Linked DNA regions of Homo sapiens: regions 2 and 3 are each linked to region 1. A link is a contact called in ENCODE Hi-C or POLR2A ChIA-PET data. All regions are on one chromosome and are shown on one strand. The core of a region is the stretch at or near the end of the contact, and the rest is flanking DNA. Distances in the headings are between cores, read along the strand shown. Region 1 holds the start of LDLRAD4 (low density lipoprotein receptor class A domain containing 4). Region 2 overlaps FAM210A (family with sequence similarity 210 member A). Region 3 holds the start of PTPN2 (protein tyrosine phosphatase non-receptor type 2).

What was found. Hi-C counts contacts between places; a loop is a spot of excess contacts on that map. ChIA-PET counts read pairs that join two places held with the same protein, here RNA polymerase II (POLR2A). Pooled maps may share reads with other maps.
Region 2: a map of naive thymus-derived CD4-positive, alpha-beta T cell shows a loop between it and region 1 (11-fold over the local background). The contact joins the enhancer-like site here to the promoter of LDLRAD4 in region 1. A Hi-C loop is called at or near these places in 2 of 168 maps with a recorded cell type or tissue (CD4-positive, alpha-beta memory T cell and naive thymus-derived CD4-positive, alpha-beta T cell), 1 of 37 single-sample maps with no recorded cell type and 13 of 50 pooled maps.
Region 3: a map of gastrocnemius medialis shows a loop between it and region 1 (5-fold over the local background). The contact joins the promoter of PTPN2 here to the promoter of LDLRAD4 in region 1. A Hi-C loop is called at or near these places in 1 of 168 maps with a recorded cell type or tissue (gastrocnemius medialis) and 1 of 50 pooled maps. POLR2A ChIA-PET finds 5 or more read pairs at or near these places in 1 of 52 experiments (GM12878).

What each region holds. Positions count from the first base shown.
Region 1 is chr18:13,217,510-13,221,763 of GRCh38, forward strand. It overlaps LDLRAD4 (low density lipoprotein receptor class A domain containing 4), which reads left to right and starts at 1,251. Exons shown (of 7, transcript NM_001378100.1): 1 at 1,251-1,479. RefSeq lists a silencer at 42-411.
Region 2 is chr18:13,678,440-13,682,693 of GRCh38, forward strand. FAM210A (family with sequence similarity 210 member A) reads right to left here. Exons shown (of 4, transcript NM_152352.4): 2 at 3,166-3,666. The coding sequence starts at 3,638. Among named protein-coding and RNA genes, the nearest start is that of FAM210A, 46 kb to the right of the region's middle. Within about 2 kb of position 2,385, at least 2 of the 41 ENCODE cell types and tissues checked have a DNase peak (open chromatin) inside an H3K27ac peak, as active enhancers do.
Region 3 is chr18:12,881,860-12,886,113 of GRCh38, forward strand. PTPN2 (protein tyrosine phosphatase non-receptor type 2) reads right to left here and starts at 2,378. Exons shown (of 9, transcript NM_002828.4): 1 at 2,214-2,378. The coding sequence starts at 2,282. RefSeq lists silencers at 1,581-1,920, 2,301-2,590, 3,950-3,999.

The DNA.
Region 1 (4,254 bases), core at 1-2,500:
CCACGGCGGCCCCGGTACCCGCGGCCTGGCCGCGCGCCGGGTCCCCACCGCGGAGTGGGAAGGAGGAGGAGAGACTGGAGGAGTTGGAGACAGACACAGCCGCGGCGCGCAGTCACGGCTGGAGACAGACGGCGGCGACGGCGGCGGGAGGCGGGACACTCCCCCCTCCGGCGACTGGAGGCGGGACACCTCCCCGGCGGCCGCAGCGCCGCGTCCCCTCTCTCCCCGCGCTGAGGCTGCGGACCGGGCCCGGCGGGATTAGCAGGCGAGTGCGTTGGCCCTGCCCGCTCCGCGCGCCGCCGCGGCCGGCCGGGGATCCCCTGCAAGCCACTGAGCCGCTGCCGCCGCTGCAGCCAGACAGGCTGCGGGTGCCTGGGAAAGTGGAAGCAGGGCGGGGAGCGCGGGGGAGGCCCGGGGGTGAGGTCCTCAGCTCTTAAAGAACCCCGGCGCGCCGCGCTCCCCGCCGGCCCGCCGCGCGCCCCCTGCCGCGCCCCGCACAGCGCCCCTCCCCCTGGCCAGCAGGGCCGGTGGCCGCGGAGCCGCACTGCGGGCAGTCCCCGCCTCCGCTCCGGGGGGGCGGCCCAGGTGAGTGCGGACCCGAGGTGGCCGCAGTGGTCGGGGCTTCTGGCCCAAGTTCACCGCTGCGCTCCGGAGGGAGGGGTGGCGGGGGACTCGGGAACCGGACGCTTTGGGAACTGGACGTCCGCGAGCCTGCGCCGTCGGCTGGGGCCGGAGGGAGAAGCTGGGCGCCGAGCGCGCGAGGTCTGTGAGGCTTGGTCCGGGTGGGCTTGCCGGTGGGCACGGCGGGGATCCGGGGCTGGCCCGCGGGCGGGGTTACGCCGGTGGAGGGACTTCGCCGACCCCCACCCCGTTTTCTGTTTCCTGGTGCCCTGGGGCGCAGGGTGTCCCGCGGTTGCAAGACTGAATTCTGCACCGCCCGGAGGCCAGGATGGGCGCGCGGATGGCAGCCCCAACTGTCTCCGCGCCCCTAGGCCTCGGCGAGCCGTGGCGGGCAGGGACTGGAGGTCAGCGGGAAGCGGGAAGATCCTGCAGGACCTGACCGGGGAGTTTGCGGGAAGGAGGGGGCGGGCCAAGCCCCGCAGCCCCTCAGTCCCGCATCCTGCACCGCGCGCTCCCCGGCCCCGGCCCCTCGGGCCCGCTTCACCCGGCGTCCCCCCGGGTCCCCCCGCGCGCGTTGACGTCGGTCGCGGGACCGCCCGGAGCTCCCGGCATTGGCTGGGAAGTCGATTGTCTGGGGCTGCTGCTGTTGCACTTAGGCTGGGTCTCCGAGCCCCGGAGGAAGCAGGCGTGTGTTGAATTTCTCTCTGCCCCTCACCTTGGAATAAACAGGAAGCGACAAGCACCCAGCCCGGCCCGGCACTTGCCTTTGTGAAGGGGTCTGCCCTGCACAGCCTTTAGGAAGCTTCCTCGGGACCCCTTCCCGGTGCGCCGCCCCGGGTGGGCCTGGGGGCGCGCCCTGTGAGTACACCGGTGGAAGACAGTGGGTTCGGTTTAGGTTAAATCGCTATCGTGGCGGAGAGGGCATTTGCTTGTTTAAACTTTTTTTTTTTTTTTTTTAATTGGAAAAGGAGAAGGTTTCCCGATGAGGCAGAGGTTTTCAGGACGACAGGGACGCATGGTGGGTGGGCGGCACTGGGGGAAGGCGCATCCGAGAGTACAGCGTTCTTGGGTCACCTACCTGGAGGGACACCTCGTCGCCAGTCAGGGCAGCTAGAAGCTCTTTAAAGCAAGCAGGACTCCTTAGCTCTGCCCAGGCACAGGAATGGTTGCTGTGTGCCCATAGCCGCATGAACTAGCATGATTTTTGTTTTTCCCCCAAAATTTTTTAATTAGCTAGAATTAGATAATTTTGATTTGCTTCTTTTCTTTTCCTCTGTGTCTTGGTCTATTCCCTTCTCTTTTTCTCTTTTCTAATTATTTTGGCATCTTCTCATCCCCGGACCAGCGCTGCTTTCTAAATGTTAATTACCATTGCAATACATATTTATTGAGGGCCTACTATGTGTTAGGCATTGTAGGATGTGAGGTAAGAGTAGCTGCACAGAATGTGGGTTCTGAGCGCTAGTATTAGTAAGTTATTTGCAGTAGAGGTGGATAGAGATGGTGAGCAGCATTGACTCTCAAAAATAGGGTCCTATGGCTGGTAAGGAGGTTGGTGCCTTCTCGAAGGGCTAGTGCTGGGAAGCTTCCTTTTAAAAACGGCCCTTTCTGCCGGTTTGGCTAGCCAAGAATGGCATCCTCCTCTCTGTATCTTCCCTGGAGCTTCAGGACTGAGTATTGAATGACAGAGAAGGTTCTGCAAAGTCTGCACAGGGAGACTGCCATTGCATCAAGTCATGTCTGCATTCTGTATATGGTATTGTCTTTTCTAGTCTTTAACTCGAGTGTGTTGTCATCTGTAACTCTCCCTTTGTACTCTGCACAATTCTTCTGGAATATAGTCTTTGTGTTCAGTCAAGGATCAGAGTGTCAAATCTGAGTCATTACATAGACAAATGAGGATGTCTGAGTATTACCCATGTATATTTATTGAATTATATTTGGTTTCCCATCAACCCTTGAAATGTTATTTGATGGACCTTTCTAAGCAGTGCTTTTTAAAACAGGGGGCTAACTTCCTTATGATCTTTGAAAGCTTAATTCTTTTTAAGAGCTTCATTTTGCTATTGACATTGAACACAGTGTTAGGAATTAGGGCTGGGAATGTAAATGCCAGTAAGGGATTTGCTGTAATGGAATTGTAGCTACCTTCCTCCCTTGTTTTAAATGACCTCTCTAATTTCTTAACATTCTGCTGTTACCCTTGGAAGGGCTTGCCATTGTTGGCCATGGTCCTGGTTCGTGTAGGTTTGTATTTACATTGGAGAAGACTCTTCCCGGCAGGTTTTTAGGGCTGTCTCTTGAATCCTCTCATGGGCTTGGTTTGCAAGACCACAATCCTGCAGTGGAACGCAGCCAGTGCCAGCTGCTTATTAAGGGATTTTGTGCCAATTTGTTGGCACATTATTTGAGACTCCTGCACCCCACCCTACTCCCACTGGAGTATATACATACATAGACAAATATTTATTTTCCCCCAACTGCTGACAGTGTTCTAAGAATAGTTTTCTTGCCTGGCACGCGGAGAGCAAGGGCCCGTCTGCAGAGGTGTTTACAGTTTGGGACTGTGCTGTAGTCTTGGTTGACTTAGCAGCCTGGCAGACCAGCCTCATAGCTCCTGGGACGCTCTCTGTTTTTGCTCTGGGCTGCTGCAGGGGTAACCTCCCTGACTGATAGGGAAGCACAGTCAGAGGAGAGTGACTTTTGCTCCTTGTGCATGGTTTCTGGCAGGCAGTCCAGCAGAGATCCCTGAGCTCCTGACGTCTCTGCATGTAGCCAGCATAAAGTCTCCTTGTGGTGGGTGGGAGGTGACTGCTCTACGTCATCACGTAAAACCAAAGCCACCTCAGGGCCCTGGGCAGGAATTCTTGAAATTGTAGACTGCTCTGATCTTTCTGGTAGTCCTTGCCATGTTTCTTCTCATCTTTCTTTGGAATCTGGGCTTATCCAGTCTCTATGATGTGTCCTTCTTCCTGTGTAAGAGTTAGTAGAGAAGGAAAAATGTTATCCCTCAAGAAGTGATAAAACATTGTAAAAGAAGAGCGCACCATATTAACCTGGAAAAATTTTTGGAAATAGTTAACAGAATGTATAGCGGCACATGGATATTAAATATGAATAGCGGCAAAATTGCTATGTAGTCCAAAATTATTCTTTTCTTTCTTCCTTCCTCTCTGTCTCCTTCCCTCTCTCCCTCTGTTCCTTCCTTTTTTTAGGTCTCAGAAAAAAATCTCCTGGAAGCCATTATTTTCTGATGTCAAAGAGACTTTCTGCCTATATGAACTGTGTTAGTTTAGAATTACATCTTGACCTATATTACGGGTGTACATGGAAGATGAGTCTTAAGTTTCAAAATAGGAATGCAAAGGTTCTGTCTACTATTTGAAAATTTAGGCCACAAGACCTGCCACTTTTTAGGGACATTTTTTGGGGGGCATTGTTTGCTTCATTGTTAGGCAGAGAAAGGACTGAAGCTAGTACCTGTACTATTAATTATGCTGAAAATATTGGGTTTGAATTTTCAGTTAATGTCATTTTTTTCCATCACAGGAGGAATTGAAAATGATGTCTGTATTGTCACATATCCATGTGATTTAAGAATGGATTGCTTTTCTTTTGAGTTCTCACTAAAAA
Region 2 (4,254 bases), core at 1,135-3,634, 460 kb after region 1:
CCACCATGCCTGGCTAATTTTTGTATTTTTAGTAGAGATGGGGTTTCTCCATGTTGGTTAGGCTGGTCTCGAACTCCTGACCTCAGACGATCCGCCTGCCTCAGCCTCCCAAAGTGCTGGGATTACAGGCGTGAGCCACTGTGCCCGGCCCCACTTATTTCTAAACTGTTGATGACTTTTCTTAAAAATAACTTTCATTTCCTCTGGAATTACTGAACATGAAGTATTAATGAGGGTCTGATTCAAACAGAAACATCTACTGTTTGTCACTTTCTACTCTGAAGTGCCCACAGCCAGCCAGGAATCTGTGCTTCTCAAACTGCCAGCTTTACAACTGTTTCCACAGATGAAGAAACACACAAGGACAAAAGCACATTCACTGTCTGGATAAAGTGCAGTAGAAATCAATCAGGGTTTTGCCTCACAGTGGATCTGTAACTTTAGGAACTTGAGGTCTCAAACACAAGGCATCTAAATGCAGGGACCACATCATCATTGCTGAGCCACACTTGATCAAACTAAAGCACTTCTGGACATAAGACACCAGATCTCTGCAAGGCTTTGCCAGATAGGAGCGGCAACAAAGCTCAGTTTAAAATAAAATCTATTAGCATGCACAATTTAGAACTCCCTGAAATAAAGTATTTCAAAAACCTGAGAACTTCATCACTCTGTCATTCTAAATATAGAATGACATTTTGCTCTACGATGCCTAGAAAGGCAGTAATGCGAGCTATCAGGGTAACCAAGACAAACACTGGTCAGTAATGAGGCATGATGTCAAATGCCCATCTTTCCAGCTACAAACTATTTTTCTCCCTTTCTTTTAATAGTAAGTAGGCAACAAGCAAATAACACAGAACTTTTTCCAGTTAAAACAAACAAACGAACAACACTAAAATATAACTAGCCTCTTGTCAGGTGAATTGACAATCTGTATTTAGTATAATCAACTTCAACTTTTAAATACAATCATCCTACAGTGAAAATATTCGAATTCCTTTTTCTTTCATTCATGAATTTGATTTTTTTAAGCATTACTTGTGATTAAGATCTTCATATAGAATAAATTGACTTTCAAATTTTGAAGGATCTAATAAAAACCCCAAGGAGGACTGTTCTGGAAAGCAACCCATCCTGCCCATTATAAATTCTCTACGTGATGCTATGACAGAATTGACCCAGTGGTCGTGGCGGGGCAGTAGTGGTGGTCTAGCAACCCGATTCCTATGCTAACAAATAGCCCCAAAGCAAGGTGTAATGGGGAAGGGTATTATTTTAAAGTAGACAGTTGTATCACCATGTTTACATATAAGCATTCTGCAAAAAAGAGGGAGGAAAATAAAACTAAGAAAGTTGCATTTTACAGGGGATGACAGAGCATCACCCACAGCTGCTTCAGATGCCCACAGCACTGAAGAAATCTTAAGCATTATTAAGATCACTAGATTATTCTGGGTCTACTTTTTCAGTTACAGAACTTTTACCAGAGAATAAGGAAAAGTAAAAGGAACAAAAATATTATTCTTAATAGCCTAAATGAGAATCTCATATTCAATTAATTAAAAGCTTGAATTTCTCCCTCTAAGGCCAGCCAGGAGGCCGAATGCCTTGCCTTATCATACATGGGCAACCTGACGAGGGCAAAAGAAACACATATGTATTTTTCATGTCATCTTTCACAGACTGAATCACAAAAATCCTCCATGACTCAAAAAAGAAAATTTAATATGTAGAAATCCATTCATTACATAGCAGGACTGAATGCCTACAATAACTTTTGATCAAAATGGTAACTTTATTTTCTGTCAAAAAACCAAGGGCAGTTTTGAAGACTTCTATAAATATTAATCATGTCCAAAAATGTCATTAATAAACCAAGAAACAATTCCATAAAATATACACCTAAAGAATCTTCTGCAAGGAAAGATACAATTCTTAAAGAAAAGGATATGCAATGAAGAAGGATATAATTAAATAAGAGGAACATAATGTAAAGATACAAAGTGAAACAGAACAGCATCAATTACACAAGGTGAAAAAAAATCCTTTTAGAAATTTTGTCAAGAAATCTATGTGGTCCTGTGTTCCCAAAAATAGGTAGTTTCTATTCCATCATCCTGGAAGAGCTACTTATAGCTTAGTCTGCAATAGGCTGCTTCTAAAGAGTGAGCTTTACGTACAACACTAACCATATTTTGTTAATGTCTTGATATCAAGCCATTAAATATAATCAAGCACTGAAAACCACTCAACTCTGGAAAGTATAAAATAATTCTCAACCAATTAGGAGAGTTTACTGAAGTGTCTAAGTCCTTCACGCACACCAGGCCCGGACACTGAGGAATGGGCACTCGGCCGACTAGTGGCAGAAATGGGAAATCACTGGTCCTCCTAAGCCTAAAGCAGTGTGAAGCAAATAACTTACCTTAAGGGGAAGGCATAGTATTAACAAGAGAGATGCACTTTAAATTGTATGTTTCAAAACACTGGGAGGCTAGACCTACTAGATTAATTTCTGATCAGAACAAAAGACCTTTCCTTGACACTTACTGGACTTGGGTAATATCAATGCAAACAAATTAGCCGGACTTTGGCAAAATCTTGCAAATTTCCCACCAAAACCATACATATGGCAAAATAGACATCTTTTCACATTTATGAACATTCTAAGAAATATATAATTATGGAGTCATGGTGCTGCCAAATTTCTGAAATTTGATTATTTTATGTCTGTGCTTTCCTGAATGCCAGGATGAGATCTGCATATAGGAGAGTGTATGCTTTGAGATCAGACGCACCTAATTGGGTTTTTAGTCCAGGCACCACTTCTTAGCAACTGAGTTATTTTGGGAAAAGCTGAACTATTTTTACTTCTCCTTGCCTAATCTGTTTTCTCATTCATAAAATGGGTGTAACTGTGTAACTTGCTTTATATGGTTGCTGGGAGGATTAAATAAGATGAAACAGTTAAAAACTGCACCAGATGCTTGCTCCAAACAGTAAGCAAATGTTAGCTATTATTATTAAAATGTGAAAAAACAGTTATCCTCTATTGATGAAAAACATTAAAGCATTTAAAAATCTAAAGCTATCATTAGTACAATTAAAAAGATTAATATTCTGGTAAGACAGGGAAAGACATTCAACTAAGCAAAAACTTACTTCAAGGCTGCATAATAAAATGTTCCAAACCAAACACCAGAAGTTATTAGATGCACTGGAATCAGAACTTTTCCATACTGTCTAAATGTCTTCTTGAATCGTTGATAAAGACTAATAGATTTGTCTTGCAAAGGATCAGGCTCTTCCTTTTTTTCCGGAGTTCCCTGAGCTGTGGCACTGGATGAAAAAACCCTCCTGAATGAAACATGTTGCTTCCCTTGCTTATGGCGAAGGACTCCTGGTTGGGGTGGATGAGCATCCAATGGCCTCCTTTCCTTTGCAACACACTGGGCAGCAGATAAATGCAACCATTGTTTTTGAGGGCCTTGTACCAAAACCACTTTGGATTCAGCATTGTATAAAAGTAAAGGTCCCTTTACATTTTGACAGTGTCCAAAGAGACCAGCATTATGTGGTTCCAAGCATGTCCTGCGTGCCAGTCGAGATACAGTCCGTGGTACATTCCATTGCATTTTGAAGAGTGTTGATAGGTTTCAGCTTCTACAAAGACAATTTTTCAAAAAAATTAGGTAATACTTAGGTTTCCATTTTAAATCAATTCATTTGAAAATCAATCATTAACCATTAGGAAGTAAAAAGACAGACACTGCTACATAATCCACAAAAACTGATGTTAGGGTATAGAGTTTAAGCACAGTGTAATTTTAAAATCTCATAAAGGCCAGGTGTGGTTACTCATACCTGTAACCCCAGCACTTTGGGAGGCCAAGGCGGGTGGATCACCTGAGATCAGGAGTTCCGAGACCAGCCTGGCCAACATGGCAAAACCCCATCTCCACTAAAAATACAAAAATTAGCCAGGTGTGGTGGTGGGCACCTGTAATTCCAGCTACTCAGGAGGCTGAGGCAGAAGAATCACTTAAACCCGGGAAGCGGAGGGTGCAGTGATCTGAGATCGGGCCACTGCCCTCCAACCTGGGTGACACAGCAAGACTCCAGCTCAGAAAAATAAAATAAAATAAGCCAGGTGAGGTGGCCCACGCCTGTAATCCCAGAATTTTGGGAGTCTGAGGCAGGCGGATCGCTTGAGGTCAGGAGTTCGAGACCAGCCTGGCCAACATGGCAAAA
Region 3 (4,254 bases), core at 1,128-3,627, 330 kb before region 1:
GGGCTGCATCCTTAAAAACTGGGACTCCTGTCTTTTAACAAGAATCCTCAGTGTCTAACACTAGCACATAACAAGCATGTTATGAACGAATGAATGAAAATATGGAACTACAATGAGGCCCCAAAAGAATAAGCCCTAGAGTGAGCACCTCGAGGGTAGGAAACTTGCCAGGAGCATTCTCTGCTGAATCCCCAAGGCCAGGAGCAAAAGCTGCAACTCCACTGGGGGTCCGGGCATATTTGTGGAATGGCTGAATGGATGTTCTAAGGCCACAGGAGAACACATAGCTCAAACTTCCTGACTTGCTTTCCATTACTAACTTTCTTGGTTTGTGACCTACTTTTACTGTAACACCAGTGTGCATGCCATGGTTTCTACTGACCAAACTAATGGTCTTGTTTTCAACTAGGAAAAAATAATATGAGCATTGACCAACCAAGGAAACTACAGGATTCCTCGGTAAGAATCTATAGAAGGATTTCCTTATCTTTTTGAAAATGCATGTGAAATCTCCAGTGGATGCGAGTTAAGTTCATTTTTCTGGAAAGAGGAATCACAATTCTCATTGAATTTTCAAGGATATTAATGATACCAAAGAAAATTAAATTTCTTAAACCAAAATGTTAAGCTGAATTAAGTTATATTCACTTTTCTCTTTTCAAATCTATTTCGATATATAACCTATCCCTTAGAGAGACAGCAGCCTCTGCTAAAACAAATGTAACTGGAGAAGATGCAGCTGGCAGGCTCTCTCACATGAAGATTCCTACCAGAATTTGCGTTTCAGATTGTCTATAATTGGAAGAGTCCTTACCAGCATTCTTTAAAACTTAGATCCCTATTCTAACATACTCTGTATCATGGGAATCAGAATATTTATACTTCCCACTAATGTGTTCAAGAAGAAAACGTTACTTTCTGAACACATTTTTCACTGCCATCTAATTAAATGGAAAGGGGAAAAACCCAGGATCATCCATTTACAGGAAAGCCCGTCTTTTACTTTACACAGAGAGAACCAAACATCAGAAGCAGCATTAACTTAACCGTCACCAAATTCAATCTTGGGAATAATACGACAAGGATTAAACGAAGGGGAAAGCAGTTACATCATTTTAAAAGAGATAAAGTTTTGTTTGAATTAAAAGGTAGTCTAGTTGACATAAAAAAAGCGAATCACAGGTGTTTATACTACATATTGCATCTATGTGAGCTGAACAGGCACGATTAGGGCGATAGGCATCGGAACACCGTGCCCCCGGGGAGGGGATGAGGGCACTTTCTCAGGGCAAGGAAAGGCTATTTTGATTTGAGGGGGCTTGCAAGAGGGGATTCATTTGTGACACCCGTCTGGGAGCACACATGAAAGCTGCGTTTCACTGTAGGGAAAGTATACCTCAGTAAGGAAAACTATAAAGAGAATGACACGCTATCACTGGACGAACACAAGCAAAGCCTCTTTCGTTCCGGGAAGGTTCTATGGGGGCCGAACCCACGCTGGGCGCTGCTGGGCCACGGGGGAAAATGAAGACGGAGGGTCCCGAGAGCGCTGCCCTCGCCAGAGGCCACGAGCCACCCCCAACCACCGCGGCTCCGCCAGGAGAGCGAGCTTCGCCTCGCAGAGGGCTGCGGCGGCCGGCCCGGCGCCCAGAGCGGCCTGCTCCCACAGGTCCTGCGCGGGCGCCAGCTGGACCCGGACGCCGCGGCCCGGCTCGCCCGCCCCCGCCCTCACCGCTCCCGGGGACGCCAGCTGCCCACCCGGCCACAAAACACCCGGCCAGAGAAAGAGCTGTCCGCGAGCAAGAACCAAGCACAGCGGCGTGGGAGCTACGGCGAAGCTGCGGCCCGGGGGCGCGCGCCCGAGCGCCCCCACGGCTTTCCCAAGGACCCCCAGACCCGGGCCGCGCAACGCTGGTGGCGCATCCACGCGCTCCCCAAGAAGCCGCTGTGGCACCGCCCTCCAGAACTAACTGCGCTTGCGCTAACCATGAGCTGCTCAGCTCAAGTATGCTTTTTTTTTTTTTTTTTTTAAACCAAAAGGAGCAAGAGAGCGGTCAGCGCAGGCGCGCCCCTGACGCGGACCGCGCCGCCACTTCCGCCCCGAGCGAGAGGCTAGAGGCGAGAGGCGGGGGAGGCGGGAGGGACCCTGCGGACAGGGCACGAGTCCGGGTCTCGGAGGAGGTCGGCGACTGCCGCGTGGGTCCGCGACTCACCAAGTACAGCGGCTGCCAGCGACGCTGAGTATCCAACTCTTCGAACTCCCGCTCGATGGTGGTGGGCATGGCTGCGGGAGCGAGCTGGCGCGAGCAGAGCCTGCGCCGGCGGAGAGGCTCAGGCCCCGCACGATCCGGGGAGAGCGCTGGCGCTGCGGCGCATGCGCGCTGCGCGCCGCGCCCCGCCCCCACGCCAAGCCCTGTCGGCCGTGGGGAAAGTACCTGGAGCGTCGGACGTCAGCGCGCAGACTCGGCGCCCGAGCGCGGCGCGAAGTCGGCGGCGGGGCGGGGCGGGGCGCTCGGGGGGCGGGGCTCGGGGTGCCCAGGTGGGAGGGGGCGGGGCCAGGGGACCACCCGGCGGCCGTGGTCCCTGCGCGCGGCACGAGGTGAGCCGCCCCTTGGGCTTGCGTCTTCCGACAAGAGAGAGGCGGTGGTCCGTGGGTAGCGCGGGGTTACTGGAATGGGACTCCCTGAGGAAGTCCCCTGAGAAGTCGCCGGCACGCTCCGCCTTCCTTCTTGCTTCCCATTTCTCGTTTTCTTCTCAGCCTTCATAGTTTTTTAAAGTGCTGTATTTGAATATTATTTTAAACATCATCTAGGTCAGATTAGCGGCCTGTGACCAACTTGGAAACAAATTCCTCATTCTTTTCTGCCCTGGTGTCAGCTCCTGTAAGCCTGCAGATTTTATGCCAAATAAACCGCTGGAGCAAAAGGAAAGGCAGCCAGCCTCTCCCGGAATTTGGGAGAGGGATACCTTGTTAAGAAAACGTTCTACAACTTACGAATTAGATTTAACTGTAAAAAATAGCACGTCCTCTTTTACCAAACAAACGTACTAGTTAGGGAAATCATCTTGCTTCAGATTTAAGATAGTTCTTTTTTAGTGCTTGTAATATCCTGCTATATAATCTTCATAAGAAACGTGAAGGGTTAGGAAAGGTTTAGCCGTGCTGTCCAGTATTGGGATTTAAATTTTAAATATTAACTTAATTCCTCAGTGGCACCAGCCACATTTCAGGTGTGCCATAACCATGTATGGCTAGTGGCTGCTATGTGGCAAAGTACATATGTAGAACGTTTCTATCATCGAAGACAGTTCTTTTGGACAGAGCCGGCCGAGAGGATTACAATACTTGGGGCAGAAAAGTGTCCTTAATCACATAAAATAATGAAAACCCTAGCCAGAAAAAAAAAAAAAAAAGTTGGCTACGGAAGCTAGAAGAAATCGTATTAACAAAAAAGCAGTCAGCAAGCTTTCTACTTACATAGTATGATTTAGAGATACAGGAAAGCTTCCCCCGAAAGACCCCACAATGTCTAATGGTCCTTGGTTCTGAAATTCTGTCATTGAATCTGATTATTTTGATTAAAGGCATGGTATCTCCCAGAATATCCTGTGAATGTTCGCATTAGTCTGCTCATCAGATTGCTTTCCAACCAAAAAATACTGTGTTCTACAAAGGAGGAGCATCTTTATCTCAAAGCAGCAGTTCTTATCGCCAAGTATTCAGCATCTCTTTGGAATTCATTTGTCAGCCTCTCTGGTTCCGGGAGCTGTATTTGCCTATCTTAGTTTGCTGAGTGCAGCGAAGAATCTAGAACAGTGGTTCTCACACCAGCATCATTTGCATCCAGTGTGAGCTTCTTTGAAATGCAAATTTGAAGGCCTCACCCCAAACTACTGAATCAGAATCTCTGGTGTTGGGGCCCCAGGAGACTACTTAAGCAAGCTCTCCTGGGGATGCCTGTGCCCCCCCAGAGTTTGAGAATGATTGCTCCAGAAGAATACCTATACAGGGCTGCACTGAAGCCCGGGGGTAAAAAGAAAACAGAGGTTAACTTGCTTCGAGATATCCTGCTGACAAGATATGACTTGGTCTCTCCGACATATGTGACTCCCAACCCAACTAGTTCCTAGCTTGCTGTTTCTAAAGGACCCCAAATGTAGACTTTTGCCCCTTTTGAAGTCAAGATCAGAAGTTCTCAGGATTTTAAAATGTCAGGCTTCCCTATTGCCCCCAAATTGTTCAAAGTCCTTTGA